Linked DNA regions of Homo sapiens: region 2 is linked to region 1. A link is a loop called in an ENCODE intact Hi-C map of the cell type or tissue named here. Cell type or tissue: CD4-positive, alpha-beta T cell. All regions are shown on one strand.

Evidence for each region. Peaks named below come from ENCODE experiments on the same cell type or tissue, not always from the same donor. Only the 100,000 strongest peaks of a DNase experiment are listed, where the experiment ranks them.
Region 2: it touches region 1 in a loop (4-fold over the local background); 4 of 110 quality-filtered maps call a loop at or near these places.

The regions. Positions count from the first base shown.
Region 1 is chr16:28,487,572-28,495,571 of GRCh38, reverse strand. It overlaps CLN3 (CLN3 lysosomal/endosomal transmembrane protein, battenin), which reads left to right and starts at 3,498. Exons shown (of 16, transcript NM_001042432.2): 1 at 3,498-3,552; 2 at 3,737-3,858; 3 at 4,012-4,090; 4 at 6,186-6,282; 5 at 6,910-6,981; 6 at 7,831-7,910. The coding sequence starts at 3,813. It overlaps APOBR (apolipoprotein B receptor), which reads right to left and starts at 929. Exons shown (of 4, transcript NM_018690.4): 1 at 834-929; 2 at 1-473. The coding sequence starts at 890. RefSeq lists enhancers at 3,288-3,487, 2,827-3,616. In CD4-positive, alpha-beta T cell, CTCF peaks have their summits at 3,911 and 4,110; DNase peaks (open chromatin) are centred at 1,301, 3,481 and 4,041; H3K4me3 peaks cover 4,687 bases; H3K27ac peaks cover 3,990 bases.
Region 2 is chr16:28,214,794-28,222,793 of GRCh38, reverse strand. No RefSeq gene overlaps it. Among named protein-coding and RNA genes, the nearest start is that of XPO6, 6.8 kb to the right of the region's middle. RefSeq lists an enhancer at 3,097-3,598. In CD4-positive, alpha-beta T cell, a CTCF peak has its summit at 4,521 (motif pointing right); DNase peaks (open chromatin) are centred at 4,503 and 5,273.

The DNA.
Region 1 (8,000 bases):
TCCCAGCTTCTCAGCCTCTCTTCTCTGTTCACTTCCTGCTCATGGGACTCCTGCCTCTCCTGGGCTTGGCCGCTCCTGTCTTGGCAAGCCCCAGACCCTGCCTTGGATTTCTTTCTGGCCTCCAAGTGGGCGCTTGGCTCCTGGCACCTGGCAGCCTTGGCTGTCTCCCCAGCCCCACTGTCCTGCCTCTCTGCTTGGGACCCATGGGAGCTGCCATCTCCCCAGCCCCAGGTCTGTTCTACAGCTGAGCTCCCCACTTCATGTCTTCTGTCATCTCCAGGCCCTCTCAGCCTTCCAGCCCCCTCGTTTTGGCTGCCTCTAAGGCCCTCCAGGTCCTCCTGGGCTTCCTCCTCTACAATCTTCCCTGTCTTTCCCACCGCCACCACCCCCAGTTCCTCAGCCGCCTGCGCCTCCCGCTCTACAGTGGGGACTGCATCTCCCAGGAGGTAGGAGACAAAGGTGCCGAGGGAATCCTAGGAAAAAAGAGAGAGAGAGGGGAGAGTCATTGAGGAGAGTCCCAGCCCTTTCCCTGGGGGCCCTGGCTGGAGGAGCCCAGGTTAAGGAAGAGGGTACTGGGATCTGAAAGGAGAAGAAGAGGATTTGCAGAAGGAGCCAGAAGGGGCATCGATTAGGGGTACGAGGACGCATGGTTGGAGGTGGGGACTGAAATTCAGAAAATATTAGGCCAGGAGTCTGCCTGAACCTGAGAAAGCAATCTCCAGTTTGAGGAGATCAGAAGGAGGAGGGGAAAGGTGAGGCCCCAGGGGAGGTGCCCGGAAGTGAGGCCCCAGGGAATGGGGTGCAAGTATCTGGCAGCTGTCTGCCCTTCTCACCAGTGCCCCCCTCAAGGCCTGGTGCAGCCCAGGGAGGTATAGCCGGAGGAAGTCCATCCTGTCTGTCTCTGTCTGTGTGTCCAGAAAGCTGATAATGACCGTCCCCACCCACCAAGACAAGCCAACCTTCCCCAGGACCAAAGGCACTTCCTCTTCCCCTGTCTCCCTGATGCGTCCCCACCCCAGGCCCTGCCCACGGCCCCTGATGCCCACAGTAGCCCCCACTGCAGCCCGGGAAATGGGTGTACATCACACAGGGGACTCAGGTGCACATTTGGAAATAAAGGACAAGCAAGAGGCCAGAAAGGACAAAGTGGGAGCAGGAGACCTTAGAACTGGGGAGGGGGAGAGGGAGGGGACATGTGGCAACAGCAGCTCAAGTGACTCAGGTCTCGTATCCGCACCTCAGCCATTTCTGCCTCCCCTACAAGCCACAGCCACTCTGCAAGAGGAAGCTGGGGTTTGTGGTTCCTGTTTTGCCTGGGAAGAAAGAGTAGCAGTGAAGAGGGGGCTGGTGGGAGCTCTGACACATTTCGGCGTCATTAATGCTTCCCCCAGGGGCGGAAGGGGCCGGATTGGTGGCTCTGGGGTGCATCCCCTCACCTATGATTAGGCTTGCAAAAAAGAACTTGGCTAAACTTTATATTGTGGATATCTGTGTCTGCCTCCCACCTTCCTGTGACTTCCTTGATGGCAGATGCCATGTATGAAACGCTGCTGAATTTCTAGAGCCCTGCACGTTAGTAGGATTCCATTTTCCATCAGCTGAGTGACCTGGGAGGCACACTAGAGAGGGCACATTTCTTTTCTTTTCTTTTCTTTTTTTTTTTGAGACAGTCTCACTCTGTCACCCAGGCTGGAGTGTAGTGGCGCAGTCTCAGCTCACTGCAACCTCTGCCTCCTGGGTTCAAGTGATTCTCCTGCCTCAGCCTCCCGAGTAGCTGGGATTACAGGTGCGTGCCACCACACCTGGTTAATTTTTGTATCTTTAGTAGAGACAGGGTTTCACCATGTTAGCCAGGCTGGTTTCGAACTCCTGACCTCAGGTGATCTGCCCACCTTGGCCTCCCAAAGTGCTGGGATGACAGGCATGAGCCACCACACCCAGACGAGAGGGCACATTTCCAACTGCATTCTGAAGGCCTGGTGGTGAGAAAGAGCATATAGAGGTGGCACAGCCCATAGCAGAGATGAGGCCAAGGACAAGAAGAGAATGCAGGATGCCGCTTTCCACCTAGAAGAAGGTAAGGGTATGATTCCTTATTTGGAACTACATAAAGTGACCTTGCTCTACTTCTCTTCCCCATACCCTCCTTCTCCCCTCCCCAGCCCCACTTTCCTATTCCAATTAGGGCAATTCTATGAAATCACAGCATCAGAATCTTAGGCCTTAAAATCATTTAGTCTGGCCAGGTGCAGTGGCTCACGCCTGTAGTCCTAGCACTTTGGGAAGCCAAGGCAGGTGGATTGCTTGAGCTCAGGAGTTTGAGGCCACCCTGGGCAACGTGGCAAAATCCAGTCTCTACAAAAAACACAAAAATTAGCTGGGCACAGTGGTGCGCACCTGCTGTCCCAGCTACTCGGGAGGCTGAGGTGGGAGGATCACCTGAGCCTGGGAGGTCAAGGTTGCAGCAAACCAAGATCCTGCCACTGCACTCCAGCCTGGGCAACAGAGCAAAACCCTGTCAAAAAAAAAAAAAAAATCTGGTCTAAGCACCACCTTTGATGGAGGCAGGAATCCTGCAGCAGCCTGGAGCCAACCCAATGGCTCCCTGCCTCTGGTGCTCTATTTCTTATCACCATACAGGTCTCTAAGGTCACCTTTAGGTCTAACATTGTATGAATGATTGTCAGCAACTTTCCAATTTTTTTCATATACATATATTTTTTTTATTTTATTTTTTACTTTTTCTTTTTTTGAGACAGGATCTCACTCTGTCACCCAGGCTGGAGTGCAGTGGCGTGATCATAGCTCACTGTAGCTTCAACCTCCTGGGCACAAGTGATCCTCCCACCTCAGCTTCCAAGGTACCTGTGACTACAGGAATGCGCCACCATGCCCGGCTAATTTTGTTATATATATATATATATATATTTGTACCTTGGTTTTCTCATCTGTAACACCAGGGGTTGAAGTGCTGTGATATTTTTTGGTTCTAGGATAATTTGGAAATAGGGATCTCTTAACATCTTGGATACTGCCAATAGATCATTCACGAAATCCCTTTAGATGAGTGTTATGTTTACTTAGGTCTCTAAAACAATTTGTAAGGTCAACAGATGGGGATAAGAATGACCTGAAGCTGGTCGTCTTTGTTCGCAACCAGAAACAGTCCTGCCTCAAAAAAAAAAAAAAAAAAAAGGGAGTAGGCAGGTGGCCATATTTGTTTCTGGCAAGTGAGTGCTGAAGGAAAGGAGCTGAAGCCTCCCACAGTCATAACTGGTGCTGGCAGGCTACTGTCTCGGTCTTGGGCGCCACTGATCTAAGGTCACGGCTCTGCTTGCTGCTCCCACCCGCTCCAGTTTAAAACCTGCGGTTCCAGGGTTCTCCAGCCCCTCCCTTTTTCACGCTCCGAAGCCGAGAAGGCCCAAAGCGAAGACAGAGAGGACCCGGAAGTAGGGAAAACCTCTGAGCACGTGATGGGGGAACACGCGGGTGCTGTCACGTGATCCGACAAACGGCCTCTGCATAGTGCAGAACATTCTGCTGCTCTTAAAGGTACAGGCCTCAGGGTCCCTGCTGTAGACGGGGCGGGGGAGAGTACGATGGGTGGGGCGTGGTGGGTCGTAGGGCGCTCGAGATGGAGCCCCCAGCTTCCTTGATGGATCGCGGGGCGCGAGTGCCCTAGACAAGCCGGAGCTGGGACCGGCAATCGGGCGTTGATCCTTGTCACCTGTCGCAGACCCTCATCCCTCCCGTGGGAGCCCCCTTTGGACACTCTATGACCCTGGACCCTCGGGGGACCTGAACTTGATGCGATGGGAGGCTGTGCAGGCTCGCGGCGGCGCTTTTCGGATTCCGAGGGTGAGTATTCCCGCCCACCCTCATGGAACGACCACCTCTGGCTCGCAGCCCACCTGAGGGGAATGAGAGCTGACTCGGCCCCGGGAGGACACGCAAGGAGCGGTCGTGCACCTGAGAGTAGGTGGGGGTCATGCCCTCTTCTCGCTCTCCCAGGGGAGGAGACCGTCCCGGAGCCCCGGCTCCCTCTGTTGGACCATCAGGGCGCGCATTGGAAGAACGCGGTGGGCTTCTGGTGAGTGGCCTGAGACTTCAGCGAGTGACAATGGCATGAGAAGAGGGAAGTGACCGGAGGAAAGGGGGAAGAAAGAGTTAAGCTGCGCAAAGGAGCTGAACCCACAAATATTTACTGAATCCACTGGTTTGCCCCAGGGGCAGCATGTAAAATTTCCAAACTTCACTCCTTATCACCTTCCGGATTTAGCAAGATCCTCATACCTACCACCTGTAGGATTATTTACTTTTTTCTTCCAGCCAATTCAGCCTTAACGTTTTTTAGTGCACATATTTTTAAAAAGAAAACTTTAAATCACGACTCCACTTGGAAAACCAGCGTTTTCCTAGTGAACGTTTAAATAAATGCATCACTACTAAAACTTTTTTATTTTTTTAATTTATTTTATTTTATCTTATTTTTTTTTCTTTTTGAGACAGGGTCTTGCTCTGTTTCCCAGGTTGGAATGCAGTAGTGCAATCACAGCTCCCTGCAGCCTGGAACTCCTGGGCTCAAGTGATTCTCCCACCTCAGCCTCCAAGTAGGTGTGGCTACAGGTGTGCACCACCGCATCTGCCTAATTTTTATATTTTTTTATAGAGATGGGGGTCTCACTATGGGACCTGGGCTGGTCTCAAACTCGTGGCCTCAAGTGATCCTCCTACCTCAACCTTCCAAAGTGCTGAGATTACAAGCATGAGCCACCATGCCGGGCCTGAACCTTTTTTTTTTTTTTTTTTTTTGAGACGGAGTCTCTCTCTGTCCTCCAGGCTGGAGTGCAGTGGCGCAATCTCGGCTCACTGCAAACTCCGCCTCCCAGGTTCACACCATTCTTTTGCCTCAGCCTCCGGAGTAGCTGAGACTACAGGCGCCTGCCACCACGCCCGGCTATTTTTTTGTATTTTTAGTAGAGATGGGGTTTCACCGCGTTATCCAGGATGGTCTCGATCTCCTGACCTCGTGATCCGCCCGCCTCGGCCTCCCAAAGTGCTGGGATTACAGGTGTGAGCCACCGCGCCCAGCTTTTTTTTTTTTTTTTTTTAATTTTATTTTATTTTTGAGACAGAGTCTCACTCTATCACCCAGGCTGGAGAGCAGTGGCACAATCTCGGCTCACTGAAACCTCCACCTCCAAGGTTCAAGCTATTCTCCTGTCTCAGCTCCCCGAGTAGCTGGGATTACAGGTGCGTGCCACCAGACACAGCTAATTTTTTGTATTTTTAGTAAAGACAGGATTTCACCATGTTGGTCAGGCTGGTCTAGAACTCCTGACCTTAGGTGATCCGCTTGCCTCCACTTCCCAAAGTGCTGGGATTACAGGCGTGAGCCACCGTGCCCCGCCCTGACATAGGGGCTTTGGGATCACAGACTTGGATTCACTTCCAGCCTCCAAGGCCTCTCCCAGAAACTCTCTGTGACCACTCTCCTTTTTTTTTTTTTTTTTTGAGATAGAGTCTCGCTCTTGTAGCCCAGGCTGGAGTGCAATGGCACAATCTCGGCTTACTGCAACCTCCGCCTTTCGGGTTCAAGTGGTTCTCCTGCCTCAGCCTCCTGAGTAGCTAGGATTACAGGCATGTGCAACTTCGCCCAGCTAATTTTGTATTTTTTAGTAGAGACGGGGTTTCTCCATATTGCTCAGGCTGGTCTCGAACTCCTGACCTCAGGCGATCCGCCCGCCTCGGCCCCTCAAAGTGCTGGAATTACAGGTGTGAGCCACTGCACTCGGCCTCTTCCTTTTTATTTTTTATTTTTGTGACAGGGTCTTGCTCTGTCACCCAGGCTAGAGTGCAGTGGCATGATCACAGTTCACTGCAGCCTCTGACTCCTGGACTCAAGCAATCCTCCCACCTCAGCCTCCCAAGTAGCTGGGACTACAGTGCAAGCCACCACACCTGGCTAATTTTTAAATTTTTTGTAGAGATGGGGGTCTCACTATCTTGCCCAAGCACCAAAGCCTGTATTTTTGACCCCAACATTGAATGAGGATGGGATCTGGTGATAGAGGGAAAAAAAAGAGGGGGCTGATTGAAGGGCACAGGTAAGGGAAGGTTTGGCACAAAGGCTACAGATGGCTGCAGGATGAGGAGGGAGTTGAGACCTGTCCTGCTCCTTCCAGGCTGCTGGGCCTTTGCAACAACTTCTCTTATGTGGTGATGCTGAGTGCCGCCCACGACATCCTTAGCCACAAGAGGACATCGGGAAACCAGAGCCATGTAAGTGACTCTCTACCACCACCACCATGGTTAGTCCCTGTGGGAAGATGAGGGGGTGGGACAAGGTGGGGTAAAGTTTCCAGTCTCTGGCTGGGCACAGTGGCTCACACCTGTAATCCCAGCAGTTTGGGAGGCTGAGGCGGGCGGATCACTTGAAGTCAGGAGTTCGAGACCAGCCTGGCCAACATGGTGAAACTCCGACTCTACTAAAAATACAAAAACTACCTGGGTGTGGTGGCACACACCTGTAGTCTGAGCTATTCAGGAGGCTGAGGCAGGAGAATTGCTTGAAGCCAGGAGGTGGAAGTTGCAATGAGCCAAGATCACACCACTGCACTCTAGCTTGGGCAACAGAGTGAGACACCATCTCAAAAAAAAGAAAGCTCTTGAATGTGTTATCTAAACAAAGTCCATTTACAGGGCCATCTGTGGCCTGTGGTCTAGTAGTGTGAGACTCATATGGAAACCCCCTCTTCATTGTGCATGCAGAGACGCTGAGGTCCTGAGAAGTCAGTCACTGCTGACCCAAAGCCATCCTTCAAGTGAAGGCAGAGCTGGGACGGGAGCCAGGCTCTGTGTGTCTATCCCTCTGCCTCCAGGGTGAAAGACATGCTTTTCTCCCATTAGGTGGACCCAGGCCCAACGCCGATCCCCCACAACAGCTCATCACGATTTGACTGCAACTCTGTCTCTACGGCTGTGCGTACTCATCTCACCTGGTCCTTGCCTGACCCAGGGCCCCTGGGTCTATAGACCCCACTCCCAGCCCTTCACTACCCAGCTGGGACTGTCATGATTAAAACAGTTGAGACCTGGGCTGGGCGCACTGGCTCACACTTGTAATCCCAGCACTTTGGGAGACCAAGGTGGGAGGATCACTTGAGCCTAGGAGTTTGAGACCAGCCTGGGCAGTATAGTGAGACCCCCATCTTAAAGAAAAAAATTAAAAAATATATATATATAAAATAATTGAGACCTTAATATAATTTCTGAGGCTGAGGCGGATGGATCACTTGAGACCAGGAGTTCAAGACCAGCCTGGCCAACATGGTGAAACCCCATCTGTACTAAAAATACAAAAATTAGCCAGGCATGGTGGTGCACGCCTGTAATCCCAGCTACTCAGGAGGCTGAGGCAGGAGAATCACTTGAACCCAGGAGGTGGAGGTTGTAGTGAGCCAAGATCGAGCCACTACACTCCAGCCTGGGTGGCAGAATGAGACTCACTCTCAAAATATATATATATATAGTTTCTGAGTCCTTTCTGTCTGCACCATATATTAGCTCATTTAAGCCACACAGCAGTCCTGTGAGCTAGGTGCTATGATATTCCCATTTTCCAGATGAGGAAACTGAAGCTCAGAGAGTATAAACTCTTGACACACAACTAAGGAGTGGGAGAGCTGAGACTTGAACCCAGGCGTGCCTGACTCCAGAGCCTGTGTTTGTAGCAGGCCTGTTTGGCCAGCTCCTGCCTCTCCTTGGCCACGTGGTTGGGAGGGTTGTCCCCTGGAAGCTCTGCGGTCTCACTCTATTCTCCTGTCCCAGGCTGTGCTCCTGGCGGACATCCTCCCCACACTCGTCATCAAATTGTTGGCTCCTCTTGGCCTTCACCTGCTGCCCTACAGGTCTGGGTGAGGGTAGTGGGAGGCAGGGTGGGCAGGAGCTGAGAAAGGGGAGGCTGGGATGGCTGAGATGCTGAGAGTAGAGACCGACCT
Region 2 (8,000 bases), 270 kb after region 1:
TAGGTTATTTGCTATGGGGTCAGTGATGTAAGTCCTCTCCTCTGTATCCTCATGAACTCTTAGTAAAGATGCATAGGCCGATGCAGCAGCTTGTGTCTGTAGCCCCAGCTACACAGGAGGCTGATGTGGGAAGATCTCTTGAGCCCAGGAGTTCAAGGCTGCAGTAAGTTGAGATTGCACCACTGCACTCCAGCCTGGGATACACAGCCAGACCCCAACTCCCTTAAAAAAAAAAAAAAACAAAAGGCATGGTGGCTCACGCCTGTAATCCCAACACTTTGAGAGGCTGAGGTGGGAGGATTGCTTGAGCCTAGGATTGTTTGAGAACAGCTTGGGCAACGCAGTGAGAGCCCATCTCTACAAAAAATTAAAAAATTATCCAAGTGTGGTGGTGTATGTGTGTAGTCCCAGCTACTCGGGAGGCTGAGACAGGAGAATTTCTTGAACCTGGTAGGCGGAGGTTGCAGTGAGCCGAGATCACACCACTGCATTCTAGCCTATGCAACAGAGCGAGACTCTGTCTCAAAAAAAAAGAAATATATTGTTCCAACAACCAGCTAAAAGTGAAGGTGGGAGGTTGGGTTCAAGCTCTGAGGGGTCTCATAATCTGAAAGTTGCCTGACGTTCTTGGAAGATGTGAGTATGTCTTGGGGTTGGATGGGAGTGTTTTTTTTTTGGTTGTTTTGTTTTTGAGATGGTCTCGCTTTATCGCCCAGGCTGGAGTGCAGTGGTGCTATCTTGGCTCACTGCAACCTCTACCTCCCAGGTTCAAGCAATTCTCTGCCTCAGCCTCCTGAGTAGCTGGGATTATAGGCAAGTGCCACCATGCCCAGACAATTTTTGTATTTTTAGTAGAGACGGGGTTTCACCATCTTGGCCAGGCTGGTCTTGAACTCCTGACCTCATGATCCACCTGCCTTGGCCTCCCAAAGTGTTGGGATTACAGGCGTGAGCCACCGCGCCAGGCCGGGAGTGGTCTTAATGAACATGAGTCTCAGACACCACCTTTCTTTTTTTTTTTATTTTTTTATTTTGAGACAGTTTCACTCTGTCGCTCAGGCTGGAGTGCAATGGCGCAATCTTGGCTCACTGCAGCTTCCACCTTTGTAGAGACTGGGTCTCACTATGTTGCCCAGGCTGGTGTCAAACCTCTAGGCTCATGTGATCCTCCCACTTTGGCCTCCCAAAGTGCTGGGGTTACAGACATGAGCCACTGTGCCTGGTCAGATTCCCTGTTGATCAGTGAAACAGGTGGAATAAAGCCAGGCACGGTCCCTGTAGTCCCAGCTACTTGGGAGGCCAAGATGGAGAATTGCTTGAGCCCAGGAGGTCAAGGCAGCAGTGAGCCATATTCTCGCCACTGCACTCCAGCCTGGGCAACAGAGCAAGACCTGTCTCAAAAAAAATCTGCTTAAGCTATTCTTTTAAAAAAAAGCCTTATGATTCTAATATCAGAAATGCTATCTAAAAGAGCACTGGGGATGCAAGTGGTCAGTATCTAGTGCCATGTGACTTTTGGGTACAAGGAAGTGGGTCAAAGTGCAGCCTGGTTGATGCTTAATTGTAACTGTATTTCTGTGCAGAATTCTTGTTAATCCTGTGAGGATGGCTTCATTCAGGCAAAATTTCTCCATTAATCATGGTAATGGATGTTTGCAAACATTCATTTACTCTATGCCAGGAAATCACTGAGTAGGATACATTTGAGTTGGGTCTTTAGGGTGAGTAGGAATTTAAAAGGAAGGGAAAGGGATGAGGAAAAGGACACCCCAAATAGCAGAACAACATGAGCCTTGGCTCTGAGACATGAAAGAGTCCGCTGGGTGTGGTGGCTCGTGCCTGGAATCCCAGCACTTTGGGAGCCTGAGGCAGGTAAATCACCTGAGGTCAGGAGTCCGAGACTGGCCTGGCCAACATGATGAAAACCCATCTCTACTGAAAAAAAAAAAAACAAAAACACAAAAATTAGCTGGGCGTGGTGGCACATGCCTGCCTGTAATTGCAGCTACTCAGGAGGCTGAGGCACAAGAATCACTTGAACCAGGGACGCAGAGGTTGCGGTAAGCAGAGAACGCACCATTACACTCCAGCCTGGGCGATAGAGTGAGACTCCGTCTCAAAAAAAAAAAAAAAAAAAAAAAAAAAAAAAGAGTCTGCTGTTTCCAGGAGCCAAGAGGACTCTAGCTTGCTGGGTTTGTATATGGAGAGGAGTTAGAAAGGTGGGATGCAGGCCGGATGCAGTAGCTCACACCTGTAATCCCAGCACTTTGGGAGGCCGAGGTGGGTGGATCGCCTGAGGTTGGGAGTTTGAGACCAGCCTGATAACATTTTGAAACCCCGTCTCTACTAAAATTACAAAAATTAGCCGGGCATGGTGGCAGGACCCTGTAATCCTAGCTACTTGGGAGGCTGAGGCAGGAGAATTGCTTGAACCCGGGAAGCAGAAGTTGCAGTGAGCCAAGATCGTGCCATTGCACTCTAGCCTGGGCAACAAGAGCAAGACTTCATCTCAAAAAAAAAAAAAAAAAAAGAAAGCTGGGATGGATATAGTGATTAATAACTAAAATTTATTGAAAATCTTTGTCAGGTGTGGTGGCTTATGCCTGTGATCGCAGCACTTTGAGAGGCTGAGGTGGGAGGATTGCTTGAGCCCAGGAGTTTGAAACCAGCCTGGGCAACATAGTGAGACTGGTCTCTACAAAAGAATAAATAAAAAATAGTTGGGTGTGGTGACACGTGCCTGTAGTTTCAGCTACTCAGGAGGCTGAGGTGGAAGGATCACTGGAGCCTGGAATGTTGAGGCTGCAGTGAGCCATGATTGCACCACTGCACTCCCGCCTGGGCAATGGAGTGAGATCCTGCCTCTCTTTAAAAAAGAAAGAAAGAAAGTCTTGTAACGTACAAGCACAGTTCTTTTTTTTTTTTTTTTTTTTGAGATAGAGTCTCACTCTGTTGCCCAGGCTGGAGTGCAGTGGTGCGGTCTCGGCTCACCGCAACCTCTGCCTCCTGGGTTCAAACAGTTCTCCTGCCTCAGCCTCCCAAGTAGCTGGGACTACAGGCATGCACCACCACAACTGGCTCAGTTTTGTATTTTTAGTAGAGACAGGGTTCTACCATGTTACCCAGGCCGGTCTCAAACTCCTGACCCAGGTGATCCACCCACACAGTTCTAAACACTTCTCATGCTTTGCCGTGGTCATGGTGGGCTGCCGGATCTTTTCCATGTGCTCCCCTGCTGTCACACTTTCCCTGTGCTGCCTGCCCTGTGCCCAGAAGTTCGACCTGTACGGATTACATCAGCAGGCTCCCTTGCTCCCTGGCTTACAGCTGGACTTATCCAATGTGGATCCCCCAGCAGGAGATTAGCAAGAGAGCAGACAGTGAGGTCAGCATGTTTATTTCACTGGCATTCTCCCCACAGCATCACCTTAGCTGGCTGCTTCCTTCAGCTGCTCTCACACAATTCTTCCTTTCCAGATTCTGGCCTCCATTCCTCCTCTTGTCCCTGCAGGCTTAGAAGTACTAATAATCATGCTGTTACTAGACCTCTTGTGTTGTGTTTTCCTTTGCAGGGTTTCCTTACATCCCACCCTTTAAAAATAGTCCCCTTGTCAGCTGGGCATGGTGGCTCACACCTGTAATCCCAACATTTTGGGAGGCCAAGGTGGGGGGATCACCTGAGGTCAGGAGTTCACGACTAGCCTGGCCAACACAGTGAAACCTCGTCTCTACTAAAAATACAAAAATTAGCCAGTCATGGTGGTGCATGCCTATAATCCTAGCTACTCAAAAGGCTAAGGCAGGAGAATCGCTTGCACCCAGGAGGCAGAGGTTGCAGTGAGCTGAGATCATGCCACTGTACTCCAGCCTGGGTGACAGAGCGAGACTCCGTCTCAAAAAAAAAAAAAAAAAAAGTCCCCTTGTCAACATTTCTTTTGTTTTTTTTTTGAGACAGAATCTTCCTCTCTCTTTCAGGCTGGAGTGCAGTGGTGCGATCTTGGCTCACTGCAACCTCTACCTCCCAGGTTCAAGTGATTCTCCTGCCTCAGCCATCTGAGTAGCTGGGACTACAGGCTCGTGCCACCACGCCTGGATAATTTTTGTGTTTTTAGTAGAGACAGGGTTTCGCCATGTTGGCCAGGCTGGCCTCGAACTCCTAACCTCAAGTGATCCACCCGCTTTGGCCTCCCAAAGTGCTGGGATTACAGGCGTGAGCCACCGTGCCCGGTTCCCTTGTCAATATTTTGAATCCTAATTTGGTTTTCCTGATAGAATTTAGCTGAAACAGGTACCTGCCCAGCCAACTAGGTACTAGTACTATTCCTATTTTATGGATGAGGAAACTGAGGTTACAAAGAGTTTAAATGACTTGCTCAAGGCCACACAGCTACGTAACAGGCTGAGTAAAAACCCAGAGAGTCTGGCTCTAGAGCTGCGAAGGCCTTCAAAGGCCTTGAATGCCAGGCTATGCAGACAGTGTGTTCCCATCACCTACAGAGGGTGCCAGACTCTCACCCTTTCTTCCTTCTGAGATCCTCACAGAGCTGTCGTGGGGCTCAGACAGATCTTGGCTATGGAGGCCAGGCACAGTGGCTCACCCTTGTAATCCCAGCATTTTGGGAGGCTGAGGCAGGAGGATTGCTTGAGCCTAGTTTTTTTTTTTTTTTTTTTTGAGACGAAGTCCTGCTCCTGTCCCCAGGGTGGAGTGCAATGGCGTGATCTTGGCTCACTGCAACCTCCACCTCCCAGGTTCAAGCAATTCTCCTGCCTCAGCCTCCCAAGTAGCTGGGATTACAGGTGCCTGCCACCACGCACAGCTAATTTTTGTATTTTTAGTAAAGACGGGGTTTCACCATGTTGGCCAGGCTGGTCTCGAACTCCTGACCTCAGGTGATCTGCCCACCTTGGCCTCCCAAAGTGCTGGGATTACAGGCGTGAGCTACCATGCCCGGTTGAGCCTAGGAGTTTGAGACCACCCTAGGGAGACCCTCGTCTCCCTAGTCATTAAAAAAAAAAAAATTAGCTGGGCACAGTGACTGTAGTCCCAGCTACTCGGGAGGCTGAGGTGGGAGGATCACTCGAGCCCAGGAGTTTGAAGCTACGTCAGTTATGATTGAGCCACTGCACTCCAGCCTGGGCAACAGAGCAAGACCCTGTCTCAAAACCAACAAACAAATGAAAAAAAAAATGAGAGCTCGAGAGAGAGAGAGATGTTGGCCATTGAAAGAGCTACTCTGGAGCTTGGTGGCACATGTGACCCAAGATTAGCCAATCAGGGCATCACACTCCCCAGGCCATGGTGACTGGTTCAGGAGTGGGCATGTGACCCAATCAAAGACAAAGGGTTTATTTTTCTACGACATTTGTAGGAGATGCATATGCCCTTCTCTCCACCAGGCTTCAACCTGGAAGAAGGGAAAGCCTAGATATGCCAGGGCCCATGAGGATAAATGACCCCCAGTCAAGGAAGCAGAACCAACGAACAGAGAGAAACTGAATTCTGTGATATTCACACCCTGAATCCACCATATCTGAAATTCATCCAAACCTTTGGATGGCGTTTTACGAGACAATACATTCTTTTTTTCTTCTTCAACTGTTAAGAGTCCAAACTTTAGGGTCCCCACCTTGTTACTTGCAATGAAACGGACACAGTGGAAGACAGCTTGGAGTAGGAAAAGGACTGAAGACTGCAGCAGCCAGGTGAACTTCTATTCGTCCATCAAGACCCAACCCAAAGGTTACCATCTTTGTTGCTTCCTCCCCATTTCCTCGTACGCTTAGGAAGTTCATACACACCTCACAATGTGCTGTAATTATTTGGGTGGCTGTTGCTGACCCAGACAGTGGACAATTTGCCTGATTCTTATTCACTTTAAATACTTCATTTTTAGCAAAAGGCCTGGCACAAAGCTAATACTAACTCACTGAAAGTTTGTTGAATGAATAACTAAATGCAGGCGATCAAGGCAGTAGCAATAGAAATAGGCAGGCAGAGATGGCTGGGGGCCATCCCTGCAGTGCCAACTAAAAGTAATAGCAGCCTTAAATCTTTTTTTGGAATAAGACAGGCTTCAGATTAATATTAATAACAAAATGTTATTTAGTTTACTTGAACAAAATCCCTGGAGTCAAATTTATAATAGCTGTGACTTATCTCATGCCTCATGTGCCAGGTGTTTTATGTACATTAAATTAAATCTTCACCCCAGCCTGGCAATGGAGCTATGATGTGGTGACTCCACACATCCAGTTTATTCTGAGGAATTGAAAGCAACTCCAGGGGATTCTATAAGCCACTCATAGCAGTTCCACCCTCCTTCACTACGGCTAGATCCGGGGGACTAGGCCTAGGCCAATTAGGATCAGTAGGGAAAGCTTCTTGGCTTGAGAAAGGATGTGAGAAAGGTGCTCTCTCTTTTTTCTTTATTTTGAGATGGAGTCTCACTCTGTCACCCAGGCTGGAGTGCAGTGGTGCAATCTCGGCTCACTGCAACCTCTGCCTCCTGGGTTCAAGCAATTCTCCTGCCTCAGCCTCCTGAGTAGCTGGGACTACAGGCGCCTGCCACCATGCCCAGCTAATTTTTTTTTTTTTTTTTTTTGAGATGGAGTTTTGCTCTGGTTGCCCAGGCTGGAGTGCAATGGTGCAATCTCGGCTCACCACAACATCCGCCTCCCGGGTTCAAGCGATTCTCCTGCCTCAGCTTCCCAAGTAGCTAGGATTACAGGTATGCGCCACCACACCTGGCTAATTTTTTGTATTTTTAGTAGAGACGGGGTTTCTCCATATTGGCTAGGCTGGTCTCAAACTCTCGACCTTAGGTGATCCACCCACCTCGGCCTCCCAAAGTGCTGGGATTACAGGCATGAGCCACCATGCCCAGCCTCATTTTTGTATTTTTAAGTAGAGATGGGGTTTCACCAGTTGGCCAGGCTGGTCTCAAACTGCTGACCTCAAGCGATCCATCCACCTTGGCCTCCCAAAGTGTTGGGGATTACAGGTGTGAGCCACTGTGCCCGGCCAAAAGGTGCTCTCTTTTGCTGGATTTGAACAGGGAATTTTGTGGCCCTGGCTGTTCCTGGCAACCACCTTGACAACAAGTCTGATAATGGAGAAGAGCAGAGCAAGGAAGTCCTAGAGGAATGGCCGGGCGTGGTGGCTCATGCCTGTAATCCCAGCACTTTGGGAGGCCGGGGTGGGCAGATCACTTGAGCTCAGAAGTTGGAGACTAGCCTGGGCAACACAGTGAGACATTGTCTTTGCTGAAAAAAAAAAAATCAGCTGGGCATAGTGGCGCACACCTGTAGTCCCAGCTAACTGGGAGTTTAAGGTGAGAGGCTTGCTTGAGCTTGGGAGGTCGAGACTGCAGTGAGCTGTGATTGCGCCACTGCACTCTAGCATGGAGAACAGACTGAGACCCTGTCTCAAAAAAATAAAACAAAACAAAACAAACAAACAAACAAACAAACACACACAAAACCACACACAGAAAAAAAAGAAAATCCTAGAGGAATGGATCTAGGCCTCCCATCACACCCAGCCAAAAGCTAATGAATCTCTGGAAGTCCAGTTATGTAACCCAAAGGCATACCCTTAAGTGAGTCAGTTGCATTTCTGTTATCTCATTCAATTTTACAGTAAGGAAACCAAGACTTCGAGAGTCAATAACTCAAGATACCTTAGCTAGTGAAGTTAAGAGCTGGATTCCACTCCAAATGAGTCTCAACCCAAAGCTTTCACTCATCCTACTAAACTAAGCCAAGTAAGTGACTTGGCCTCCATTCCGATTCATCAGCTTACCTACTGAGATGGCTTCTCTTGTACATGCTGTTTCTACTGCCTGGAATGTTCTATGCCCCCTCTCTTTGCCTAGCAAACTCCTGCTTCTTTAAGGCCAAAGCTTAAAGAAATGTCACTTCCTGACTTCCTCCCCATCCTAATCTGCCAGATTATTTTAGATCCCTTGGCCTTATTAGCGTGTAAACTATATTAAAGTTAT